Regions from separate parts of the Mus musculus genome. Here region 1 is linked to region 2. Evidence: chromatin contacts called from ENCODE POLR2A ChIA-PET data. All regions are on one chromosome and are shown on one strand. Each heading gives the region's core, a stretch centred on a gene start or an enhancer-like site at or near the end of the contact. The rest is flanking DNA. Distances are from core to core; before and after follow the strand shown.

Evidence for each region. ChIA-PET counts read pairs that join two places held with the same protein, here RNA polymerase II (POLR2A).
Region 1: POLR2A ChIA-PET joins it to region 2 with 13 read pairs in embryonic stem cell. The contact joins the promoter of Ppid here to the enhancer-like site in region 2. POLR2A ChIA-PET finds 5 or more read pairs at or near these places in 4 of 5 experiments (Patski and embryonic stem cell).

Annotation. Positions count from the first base shown.
Region 1 is chr3:79,587,121-79,593,566 of GRCm38, forward strand. It overlaps Ppid (peptidylprolyl isomerase D (cyclophilin D)), which reads left to right and starts at 4,217. Exons shown (of 10, transcript NM_026352.4): 1 at 4,217-4,437. The coding sequence starts at 4,353.
Region 2 is chr3:79,527,875-79,533,789 of GRCm38, forward strand. All of the region lies in intron 1 of Fnip2 (folliculin interacting protein 2), which reads right to left. Among named protein-coding and RNA genes, the nearest start is that of Gm36442, 19 kb to the left of the region's middle. Within about 2 kb of position 4,002, at least 1 of the 3 ENCODE cell types and tissues checked has a DNase peak (open chromatin) inside an H3K27ac peak, as active enhancers do.

The DNA of each region.
Region 1 (6,446 bases), core at 2,967-5,466, 59 kb after region 2:
AGCTATGTGTGCCCTCACCCACTTAACAATTAACCCCTTTTGTCGGTCCAGTTAAACAATCAGAGTCTGACAGTACACATAGGACAGTGGAACTTAGTCGCTCATCTTTGGGGTCCTTTCTAATTTGTTACCTTGAGAATGTGTTTGGGTATTATTTTAAATTTGCCTCAGGTCCTTGTAGGAACTTTAGTGATACATAGCCTATGCCCATGTAAAGGCATTCACTCAGCCATGTTTGAAATGGCTCATTTGTCTGTTTGATCTTAGTTATTTGAGACTCTGTAGCCCAGTCTGGGTTTACATTTGCCATCTTGCTCCCTTCATGAGCCAAAGCTTGCTCTCTGTGGTCTGCAGCTCAGTTTGAGCTGTTCAGGCACTAGCATGCCCTATCTCTGCTCTTAAATCTCTTTAGCTTACCTGTGAATGTTTTTGCATTCTCAGAGATATGATTGCCGATATGTCAATCAATCAATCGATCGATCGATCGATCAGTCAATCGATTAATCTCGCCCACTGTTGTGAAGTGGCAAGCTGCCATGACCTTGCTTTCCCTCTTGCTCTCTTCTGTCATCACTAATCCCTCCTTTCCTAGATCAGGAATGGGCATTTCTCGTTGATTTAGTTGGTCTTACTCTATAGCTCTAGATGGCCAGGACCTAATGAGCAAACCAGGCTCATACTCGCAGAGATCCACCAGCGATGCCCCCTGAGTGCTGGGATTATGGGTATGGGTATTTTCTTTATTTTATTTTAATTTGAGAGAATGAAACCATGGTCTTATAAAAGATGGGGCGGGGGGGGGGGCAGATCCACAGTGGCAGGCAACTGGTGGATCTCTGAGTCTGAGGCCAGCCTGATCTACAGAGCAAGTTCCAGGGAAGCCAGGGCTACACAGAGAAACCTTGTAGTGAAAACAAACAAAAACTGAAGATTTTTTTCCCCCAACTTTTTCCAGGCCAACAATGTTTTCTATTCCTGCAACACCTTGGTCTAGAAGGCAGATTGTTCTCTTGAAGCAATGAACACAGAGTGCTGGGGCTGGAGAGATGGCTCAGCAGTTAAGGGCACTGACTGTTCTTCTGAAGGTCCTGAGTTCAAATCCCAGCAACCACATGGTGGCTCACAACCATCCGTAATGATATTTGACACCCTCTTCTGGTATGTCTGAAGACAGCTACAGTGTACTTACATATAATAAATAAATAAATAAATCTTTTTAAAAAATGAACACAGAGTGCTCAGCTGTGGAGTGATATGCAATGAGAACTAAACAGAGACTGGGGCGGGATGTGTTAATATCACTATTCTGTGCTTAAGAAAAGCAGAAAGAACAAAATACGTATGGTAATGCCCTCAGACAGGGCCCCTCTGTCTAGGTGAAGCCAGATCCTCAGCCTTAGGAGACAGCTCTGCTCTGTCCTCGCTGAGATGTCAGAGCCCCAGTGACCTGCCTGAGCAAGCAGACAGTTGGCGGAGGCAGCAGGTTTGGAGAGGCTGGTCTTCTCAGTAGAGATCTGGTGTTCAGTAATTGCAGAGGCTGGATTCTTAGGGCCAAAGCTTTGGCCTCAGGGGTCAAGAGAGCTTGCTGCTCTTCCAAGAGGACTGGAGTTTGGCTCCTAGTACCTACATAAGCAGGATCACAACCACCTATAATGGTAGCTCAAGGGGAACCAATACCCTCTTCTGGTCCCTGTGGGTCTCTGAATTGACATACACAAACTCAGACACAAGCACATAATTAAAAAAAAAAGTTTGATTCTTCATTTGGTTTGGTTCTAGTAATACGAATTTCATAAAAAGCCACTTACTGTGGAAAAAATCCTAGGTAGCGGGAGAGTAACTTTTACATCAGTTTTCACACCCAGACACTTGTACAACAACAGAATCATCCTGTCCAGTTTCCTTCTTATGAGAATGGAGCCAGCATTCTCAGCTTGCCCCTAGCTTTTCTTCTCTCTCCTCCTTCTTGTGTTTCCTTTTAGGAGAGTTTTTCTACGCATTCCAGACTGCCCTCAGTGATTTCAAGTTAGTAGATTAGAACAACAGCAACGTGTGTGTGTGTGTGTGTGTGTGTATTGTCTGCATGTGTTTGTCTGGATGTGTGTATGAATGTAGAGGGCAGAGTTTGATATTGAGTATGGCAGGTCTCCATCTTATTTTTTGAGATAGGGTCTCTCCTTTAACTTCGAGCACATCGACTGGCCAATTTGCTCCAGGAATCATCTTCCTTAGCACTGGGACCACTGTGTGCCCACCCCACCCAGCCTTTGAGTGGGTGCCAGGGATCCGCCTGCATATTGAGTGAGACATCTTCTCAGACCCCTGAGCACACATTTTAATTAACTTTATCATTGTCATGTGCAAGACAAAATATAAATGACCAGTTTGCTGCCCGGACATGACCAGGATAGAAGATTCCAACTGCTTTGCTGATCTGAACTAATTACTTTCCTGTTGCTGTGATTAAATACCATGAACAAGGCAACTTACAGAAGAGCGAGCTTGTTTGGGTGTTTAGCTCCTGATACTCTTGCCTCTAGTGCGGAGATTATAGGTGCTGGGTACCAACTTGGGCTGGTTAATTTTTTTCCTGGGCTGGTTTATTTATTTATTTTTTAAAGGTAAGGTCTCGTTCTGTAGTACTGACTAACCTGGGACTATCCATCTTCCTGTTTCTACCTCATAAGTGCCACCTGGCCAGTCTTAACAATGTTTTACCTCCTTTTTTGTCTTTTTGGAGTGAGTGCCTCTTTACTTAGCCCAGGCTAACTTGAACTTTGGATTCTCCTGGCATGGAATCAACTACTGGCATAACAGGCCTATGCCAAAGCTACTCGTCCTAAATGTACTTTCTTATTCTTTTTTAAAAATTGCATATTTTCTTTATGTACACTTCAAAATGTTATCCCCTTTCCTGGCTTCTCACTCCCAGAAACTCCCTATCCCACCCCCTCCCCCTGCTTCTATGAGGGTGTTCCTCCACCCACCACTCACTCCCACCCTCAATTCCCCTACATTGGGGCATCTATCCAGCCTTCATAGGATCAAGAACCTCTCCTCCCATTGTTGCCTGACAAGGGCATTCTCTGCTATACATGTAGCCGGAGCTATGTGTACTCCTTGGTTGGTGGCTTAGTGCCTGAGAACTCTGTTGGTTGATATTGTTGTTCTTCCTATGGGGTTGCAAACCCCTTCAGCTCCTTCAATTCTTTCCTTAACTCCTCAATTGGGACCCCCAACCCCCTCAGTCCAATGGTTGACTGTGAGCATCCGCCTCTGTATTTGTAAGGCTCTGGCAGGGCCTCTATATACAGCTATATCAGGCTCCTGTCAGCAAGCATTTCTTGGCATCTACAATAGTGTCAGGATTTGGTGACTGTATATGGGATGAATCCTCAGGTGGGACAGTCTCTGGATGGCCACTTTTTAAATTCTTACTGGCATAGCTCAGGCTGGCCTGGAACTCACATAGATCGTCCTGCTTCTACCTCCTCAGTACTGAATAACCACATTCAACTTTAAGTTGTGTATTTTACACCAAGCCCATTAGAAAAAAAAAAAAAAGACAGACTATTATAGGATATCTAGTTTTAACAGAAGTCAAATAAATCCTCTTTTAGATTCTCAACATCAGCGCATTTGGAGCCTTTGCTTTAGACTGGGTCACTTACAACTTAACGGCCAAATGACAATAACATGGCAATAGTAACTGGACATCTGTTATTTATTAGAAGCCACATGTTTATGTCAGGCATTCTGATAAGTAATTTATGTCTTTAATTTCCAAAACGCCTTCCCTAGGTAGGTAGGCATTAAGAAAAAGAAGGCACCAATTAATTTATGTATGTGCGCTTCTGTGTGCATGCTACGACATACTCGTGGAGATCAGATGGCAACTGGGTGATAACATTCTTTCCTTTCACCTTACGGATCCTGGGGATCAGACTCAGGTCGTGCCGCCTAGCCACCATGTCTGCTCAGAGGAGGCATTTTTATCCCCATTTTACAGACGAGTAAACTAAGTTTCGTTGTAGTTACTGGCATTTCGTGGCAGAGTCGAGGCTAGGATGGTTTCCAAATTCTCCACCCAGCGATGCAGCAAACACCAGGGAACGGCGCACACACTAAAAAGAAACCGACGGCCACTACAGCCACCTAAAGAGAAGCATTAGGGGCCAGGCGCAGAAACCGGAAGGTGAAGGCGCCACCGGAAACCAGAGTACAGCTTCCGGCGGTGCGCAGGAAGTAACTCTTCCGCGCGTTGCCAGGTTATAACGTAGAGGGGCAGTAGAGTTTGCTCCGGTCTCGCGCACGAGGTGCTCGTGTCCCGCTGCCCAGTGCCCGCAGTGAAGATGTCCCACGCATCCCCGGCAGCCAAGCCCTCCAACTCCAAGAACCCGCGAGTCTTCTTTGACGTGGACATCGGCGGGGAGCGAGGTGAGCGGCGCGAACGGCTCAGCGGTTCCCTCGCCCGGGGCCTCCCTGCTGCGGTTCTCCTTGGCCCGCTGGCTGTTCGGCGGCTCGGGGCCTGGGATCCGGAGGGGGATAGCAGCCTAGGTCCCAGACGGAGCGAGCCCTGGCCTCCACGAGTCCAGATTGCGCCCTCTCCCTTCCGGTGGAAGTTTCTGGAAATTTCTACTTCTACTTTAGGGATCGTGGCGTCCCTATCGTTTGTCTCTTTTTGATCGCACTTCCCTGCAACCTTTGCATCACTACTTACTATAAAGTGAAATGATTTGACGAGTAGTGGTGGATAGTTCGGTATGCTTCCTGGATATGTGCCTGGGGGGCTCAAGACACGCCACGTGCCTCTTGGTACACGAACTACATTGGGAGCTACCAGATCATTTTCAAATTAGAGTGACTTTCGTGCTTAGTGCTTTTTCCTTATTACTGATTATAGTAGCAGTTTAAGTAGGCGATCGTTTGTGCTGTTTTGGCATCATGGAATTGAGCACTATGTCTGTATGGTTACCTAGGATTCAGAGCTAAGAAGCCCTAAGCCAGTGGCTTAACCGGTGGGTGGAGGAAACTCCTTGGAGGGTGGGTTGTTAAACGACCATTTCACCGAGTTGCATATCAGATATTTTCATTACTAATCGTAACAGTAGCAAACTTACAGTTATGATGAGGAACTATATTAAAGGGTGGAAGCATTAAGAAGGTTGAGAAACACTGTCATAAGCCCTCGTGTTGCTTTGTAACTCAATTGGGCTTTTCTGAAGCATGTTAGAGTTGTAGGCCAGACCTGCTGGGATGGGTACACACACGGGTATATATGCATTCACTTTGTTTTGTAACAGATTTTATTGTTAACTGTCTCTTGGATTCTTGAGAAGGGAACTGTTTCAGAGGTTACAAAAGGCAGTTTCCATAGAACACAGAGTGGACTATGTCTTCTGTTAGTTACTTAGCGATTAGAAATTCTGAGTGCAGGGCCCCTGAGATAGGTCAGCAGGTAAAGGTGTCTGCCACCAACCCTGAATCCCAGCGATTGTCCCATGATCTCCACACTACATGCCTCAGCCTCACACATAAAATAAAATTTTTTTAAAAATATTTTTTAAGGATTTATTTATGATTATATCTAAGTACACTGTAGCTGTCTTCAGATGCCTTCAGAAGAGGACATCAGATCTCATTTCAGATGGTTGTGAGCCACCATGTGGTTGCTGGGGTTTGAACTCAGGACCTTCGGAAGAGCAGTCAGTGCTCTTAACCACTGAGCCATCTCTCCAGCCCAGAATAAAAAAATTTAAAAGTCTGAATATTATTTAAGTGATTTAGGGTTTTAAATCCTTTGTACATTAAACCATGTTGTGCTTCCTAGGCAGCTAATCGCCTGGATGCTGTAATTAGTTATAATCTTGTGTTGTTTCAAGTTTAGATCTACGAAGCTTTCCTTAGACTAAATAGGAATCGTAGAAAAATGACAATGAGATGACAGTGACACGGATCTGACAGTTCCGTGTTTGGGCTTATTTTCAAGGGAGATGAAGTTTGTATGCATACCCGAGGCACTGCAGCGTTATTCACAGTAGCCAACACACACAGCACCAATCTAGTGTCTGTCAAAGCATGAGAACATACACCGTGCTGTATACACAGTAGAATATAACACTGGCCTTTAAAAGAGGGAAATCTTATTTATAACTTTGTAGTTAACTCTAGAGGATAGTATGGTGCATGAAATAACCTACAATAGGCTCTCACGTTTGTGGACTCTTTAAAAAGTTGAACTTAGAGAAGTAGCATGATAGGTACCATAGCCTGGGAAGATGGCAGTTAAAGGATGCACAATTTCATTTAAAGAGTGGTAAGCGCAGAAGATCTGTCCACAGCATTGTGACTCCAGTTAGTGACGTGGTTAAAGAGAACTGAATGACACGTTGGATGAGGTGTTAGCCACTGGTTGTGTAATTCGTTATCTCCGTTTGGTTTGCCTG
Region 2 (5,915 bases), core at 2,752-5,251:
AATCCCTGGATGTGTGCTGTTCTGACTCTCACTTAGTAATGGATGAGTCCCAGAAGAGAGGAAAACTTCCCGAAACTGTCACAGTATTAAATTCCCACAGCATTCCTTCTGTGTGCCCTTACATCCGCAAATCAGAATCGCCCACCGGTGGGAATTTACTCTACAGCCGGTAAAAGAGAATTCCTCATTGTACACAAACAGTGAACTGGGAAGGAGCGTGGGGAGGGAGGAACTTGGCCGTGGTCAACACTAACAGAGGAGTCACACCCAGCAGTCACAAGCCCGTGATGGCCAGCTCTTTGGCTGGGGTTTTCATTTGTTTGCTGTCATTTGTTTGTGTTGTGTTTTGTTTTCTCTCCCTTCTCCATTCAACCTGTCCAACTAACACATTTCCTATTAAGCAGAATGTTTTTCACAGTTTCCATGTGCAGCACAGAGTGAAAACTACTTCCCACGCCCAGAGCCTACACTTTTCTTTTAAGGGCCTTTTACAAAAGTCTAAGGAATTGTGCAGTTGGCCACCTTAGTATCTCTGTCTTTAAATCTACAAGTGGCTTTGCATCAGTCACCTTCCATGGCCGGGGCCACTTATCTCCACAACAGTTCACTAAAGAAAACTCGTTAAGCCACGTCAGACAATCTGCAGCTTTTCCTTTTAAAATGGTTTTCACCCAACGGCTCCTCTCCCTGCTGTGCTGCTGATCACAGTGTGGTGTGGTTTGGCACTGGGGCTGGACGCTGGGCATGACCCAGGCACAGGACCAGCTCCACCTGAGTTCCTCCCAGCCCCCACGACGTATGGTTCAATTTCTTCTGAAGTCAAACTTGCAGATCTGAAACTGCAAAGCACAATTGGCTCTGAAGTGTTTACTTCAGTTCCTCTCCACTCCAATGACAAGACGAGGCCAGGCCACCCTTTCTCTTAGGTTTGAGAGAGTATTTCTCATATACAGCTGGCAAACATTCCCAAGATCCCTCGGGAACAATTCGATGGCTTCTCAGCGTTTTCAGGAAAAAAATGAAAAATTAAAAATCAGCAGCTTTGCTACAATCTACATTTAAAGAAAGAGGTTAGAAACAACTATTTGAAAACTATACCATATACCCTGCATACTGCAAATTTACCAGATTTCAATTGCGCTCTTAGGAAAGAATTCTTTATTAGCAAACCATGATTATGGAATTCTATGAACTAGGATGCACTTTCTGCACTGGGCTGCTGCAGTACTGGCAGTCCCGGGCCCAGTGCTACCTATGTATCCCACATGACTGTTGTACTCATTGGGTCTTTCCTTTTTCACATAATGGAAAAGCATGAAGGAGACAAAAGCAAGTAAATAAAAGGCCTCAGCTCATTAATATGCTCAACTAAGACCTGAAACAAACAATGTAAGGTGTGTAAGTGCAGAAAGTGAACTGTACATTTCTCTGACTGCCACACGACTTCAGCAAACAGTGAGCAATCTAGGGCCAGATCCCAACGGTGCAAGCTCTTGTCAATAATGTAAAACTACCACTGGGGTTAGTCAAGACTCTAAAATGAATTCTGCAAGCCAGAAAAATACAGTAAGTAACAAATATATGCATATAGATAGATAGATAAACACAGAGATAGATTTCCTTTTATTTATGTCTGTGTGGCACACACACACACACACACACTCCATAGCATCATCTGGAGGTCAGAAGACACTTTGTGGGGAGTCTGTGCTCTCCTTCTACTATGAGAGCTATAGACTGAACTCAGGCTGTGAAGATTCACAGCAAGCACCTTTATCTGCTGAGCCATCTTACCAGCCCACACATGCATTTTTAAGGTTGAAGGAAGGGGAACAGAGCAGATGAGGCAACTGGTTTTACCTGAAATGAATTCCAGCGAATTTCAAACACATTTTCCTGGGTGGGGCAAGACACTTGTGTTCTGGAGGCAACCCAAATTGCCCCTGGAAGAAACGAACTAGGCCACTGAACCACTGAGTTCCCCTGATCACTGAGTCAGACATGAAGACAGAAGATAGCACACTTGTGCTGTGGATGACACAGCCAACACGTGTCAATCAGACTAAAGCAGCTCACCACTGATGTGAGCAGAGTCCGGCTGGTGGAGAGAGGGAAGACATGTTCAACTGGCTGCTGACTGCTATGCTCCTCTGGATGGTACCAACAAAGCTGGTATCAACTGAGTGCAGCTAGAACATTCTGAATACACGTATGTTTCGACCATAAAGGCATTTTTACTGCACAAAACTCAAATACAGAAAATGTATCTTTAATCCTTTCAAGCACTAGGAACAAAAAATTTTAAAAAGTTAAAGGGGGGAAAAAAAACCAGGTTGCAAAGCATTCTGATATTTAAAGTATGTGAAAATTATTAAAGTCATAACAAAAGAAGTTTATTAAAAGTTTGAAAACCACTCACTCACACAAAGTTTTTTGGGTTTTGTTTTTGTTTTTTACAAATTTTAAAGAAATTGCCATGATCCAGGCTATTATCCTTTGTGGATGGCCACCCCAAATAACATCTTGGGGATTTGGAAATCTAGAAGAATAAAAAAACAGAAGGGAAAATGTCCTAATGATGCAGTTTTGAACTCCCAGAGAAGACTCTTTAAAACAACCTGAGCCTACCCCATAGCTCAGCAGTAGCATGCCGCAGTCAGCCCTGGGGCTGCCTCCCAGAGGTGGAGCTCCACTTCCCCACCACTCAACCCTTCTTTCCTGACAGGAGCAGGTAAGAGCACACGTATCACAGTGCCATCCTCAGGGTCCTCATGGTCCTCACCCTTCATGACCTTCATGACCTCTTGCTCTATGAACAGGTGCCTTTGGAAGAGCAGAGAGCATGTGAACCACTCTTGGGAAATGACCGTCGGAATTAAGTTCCACTACTAGAGAAGTTCTTCCAGAGTACATAAAGGGGCTGGGAGACATGGCTCTGTGGTTAAGAGCATTGGCTGCTCTTCCAGAGGGTCCAGGTTCAATTCCCAGAAGCTATGTGGTAGCTCAAAACCATCTTTAATTCCAGTTCTAGAAGATCTGACGTCCTCTGGCCTTCCTGGCACCAGGCATGTAAGTGGTGCACAGAAATACAAACAGACAAAACAACCTATACATATAAATAGAATAAATACATCTAAAAAGTATATAAAGTAACTAGAAAGAATATAACAGGTCCAACTGTGCTCCTTATGGCCAACCTCGCTATTCAAGTTAGTTTGTCATACACATCCTTTTCACAAAAGGCATTTTCCAGAGTCGAACCAGGTTCTCCCTCAGCAGCTGGCTTCAGCACTCCCACAAAGCAGGTCTCCAGTCCTTGCCTGTCCTCTGGTCCTCTGTGTGCTAAGTTAAAGCTCAGAGCTTTACCTTTTGCCTTATAAAGCTCAGCGTTCCAAAAGAGGACACAATCGATTCCACACAAGTTGGCCCCAGCAGAGGTAATGAACACTTAAGAAGTTAAGATAGTGACAGACTCCTAAGAGCCACTACAGATACCTGTGCCTACCTACATCTTTTCTACAGAGGAAAGGACTTGTTTCTACAAGTCACCAATAACTACATTTCTCCTACGTAAAGCATTCTTGAAAACATAATTCAAATCAATAAAGCTTCTTAGAGTCCCGTGTGGTTAGTATTTTCCAGACTGAAACAGAACTAAACATTCATACCTGTGGTTGAGCACTGTGGAATTTGTGTCGCGTCCTCCTCTGGCACATTTTGGAATCTTTGCACATACAAGTGTCTTGAAAATCCTCCCAGCACCACAAGTGGTATCGGTCAGACATCTGGCTGACTCCTGTTGGCCTACTGGCCAGTTTGTGCTGTCTGCTGTACCACCACACATCTCCTGAGGGCATAGATGCTCTTCAGTTGATCCTGACCAGCAGTGTGGACTAGCCCACTCTGTAAAGTTCCTTCATTATCTGAAGGATATGCCACGGTGACGAGCAGCAGCTCCAGACTAAAGACCATTTCCCTCCAAGCACAGCACGTGAGCCCAGCTACTACTAACTTCCTCTTTTGGGAGCTTAAAAAAAGGGATGTTCATTCATCATGCAAATGAAGCCCAGGATGACTTCTAGAAGCGGATGTGCTCTCAGTAAACCCATAATAAAGTAGACAAGTACAAATCTCTCCCTGCTTTTTCTCCGCCTGCACTCAAGTGCACTCAACAGGTCCAGCAGCTTGCACTGACTCACACCATCTGCATCTCGAGCTGAGTTTACAAGCAGCCCTGCCTTCACTAGTCACGAGCCCAGCTCATGTGGCTCTGGGTAAACCTTCAGCTGCAAGGTTGCTCTGACATTGGCCGCACCACCCTCTTAATGGTTCTCATGTGAGTAAGTATCAGCTGACAGCTTCTACTCCACAACCTTGCAAAACTCTGTCCACAGTGAGTGAAGGATGGCTACCCACAAGAGTCGAATGGAGATCTTAATATGTAGAAGGAGACGTGTGGGATGAGAAGCAGAGCTGGGGCACACTCTGGCCATGGTATGAGTGGGGATGGGGGAAAGTAATGATGATGAGAGGCAACTGATGGTAAAAAGCCTTCTAACTCTTGCATTTGAATTCCTGGGCTTATTCAAGCTGAGAAAGCCCTGAATTACCAGAGCCCTAGAACAGTGCTAGCTTCTGACATCAACATAGCTCACCTGGATATGGGAGTGTTAGGAGATAAATTTGAGCTGGTGATCCCCTAAACACAGGTCAAGGCTAGAAACCAACAGCAGAGTGATGATACCAATTCCTTTTGCCTGGAATTAGGTTGAAGAAAGTACTACTGGGTCCATCCCTAAGGTGAGGTGAACCATTGGCTGGCTCTATGGTCTTAGTCCTAAAAGTATCTTTATAAATTACCCACTAATTTAAGGTAAGGAAAACTAGGGATGCCAGGCCCAGACCTCAGTTGATTTAAGACATTTTACATGCCGTACATTGGACCGGAACCCGCCACCCTCCATGAACTTAAAAAAAAAAAAAAAAAAAAAAAAAAAAAAAAGACTTCCCAAGTTTCAGATTGCAACACACCTATGACAATGAATTTTCTTCTCTGTGGCAACTGCTAAACTGATGGTGTGAAGACAGACCTAGAGTAGGAGAGAACGAATTCCTTTTTGCACGAAGTTTTGACCCCCGGGCACAAACTGGCCATGGGTTCTTTTTTACCTTTCAACTGTCTAAAATAACTCAAAAAAAACAAAAACAAAAAAAAAACAAACAAACAGGGAACATCCAAATATTATGAAAATTAGTTCCAGTTTAAGGGACAGGACAGCTGGAGGACACAAATGGCCTACAGCATCTCCCAGTCATCTGATGCTCAGACCAAACTTGCAGAAGAAATGAGAGGGCAGGCGCAAGACTGACAGGACAATGCTTTAAATATGGCATAAACTGCAGGGGTAGGTGGGAAGTGCAGGTGGGAGGATGGCACACACCTTTAATCCTAGCACTGGGAGATGGGCAGATAGATCTCTGTGAGTTCAAGGCCAGCCTAGGCTACAAATCGAGTACAGGACAGCCAGGGTCTGTTACACAGAGAAACTCTGCCTCAAACAAGCAAACAACAAAAAGGGCTCAAATCCTGAATTCTATACAGATGTGTTAGAGAAATGCATCTCACTTTTTGTATAAAAAATGAATTTGGGGGCTGATTTGGTTTGGCTAGCATGCCTGAGGCCTGACATTTAGTCCCCAGCACCTCACAAACTGAGTGGTAAAGCACACCGGTCTCAGCACTAGGGATGCAGAGACCGTCTGAGAGCAGCCTGAGGTGCACGAGACTGCCTTTAAAAAATAGTAATAATAAAATAAATGATATTTTGGCTTAAAACTTCAATCTGGACTTAACTAGTATGTAAGGAAGGATCATAAAACACTTTTTTTTTTAAAGAGGGGAGGTATACTAAGAT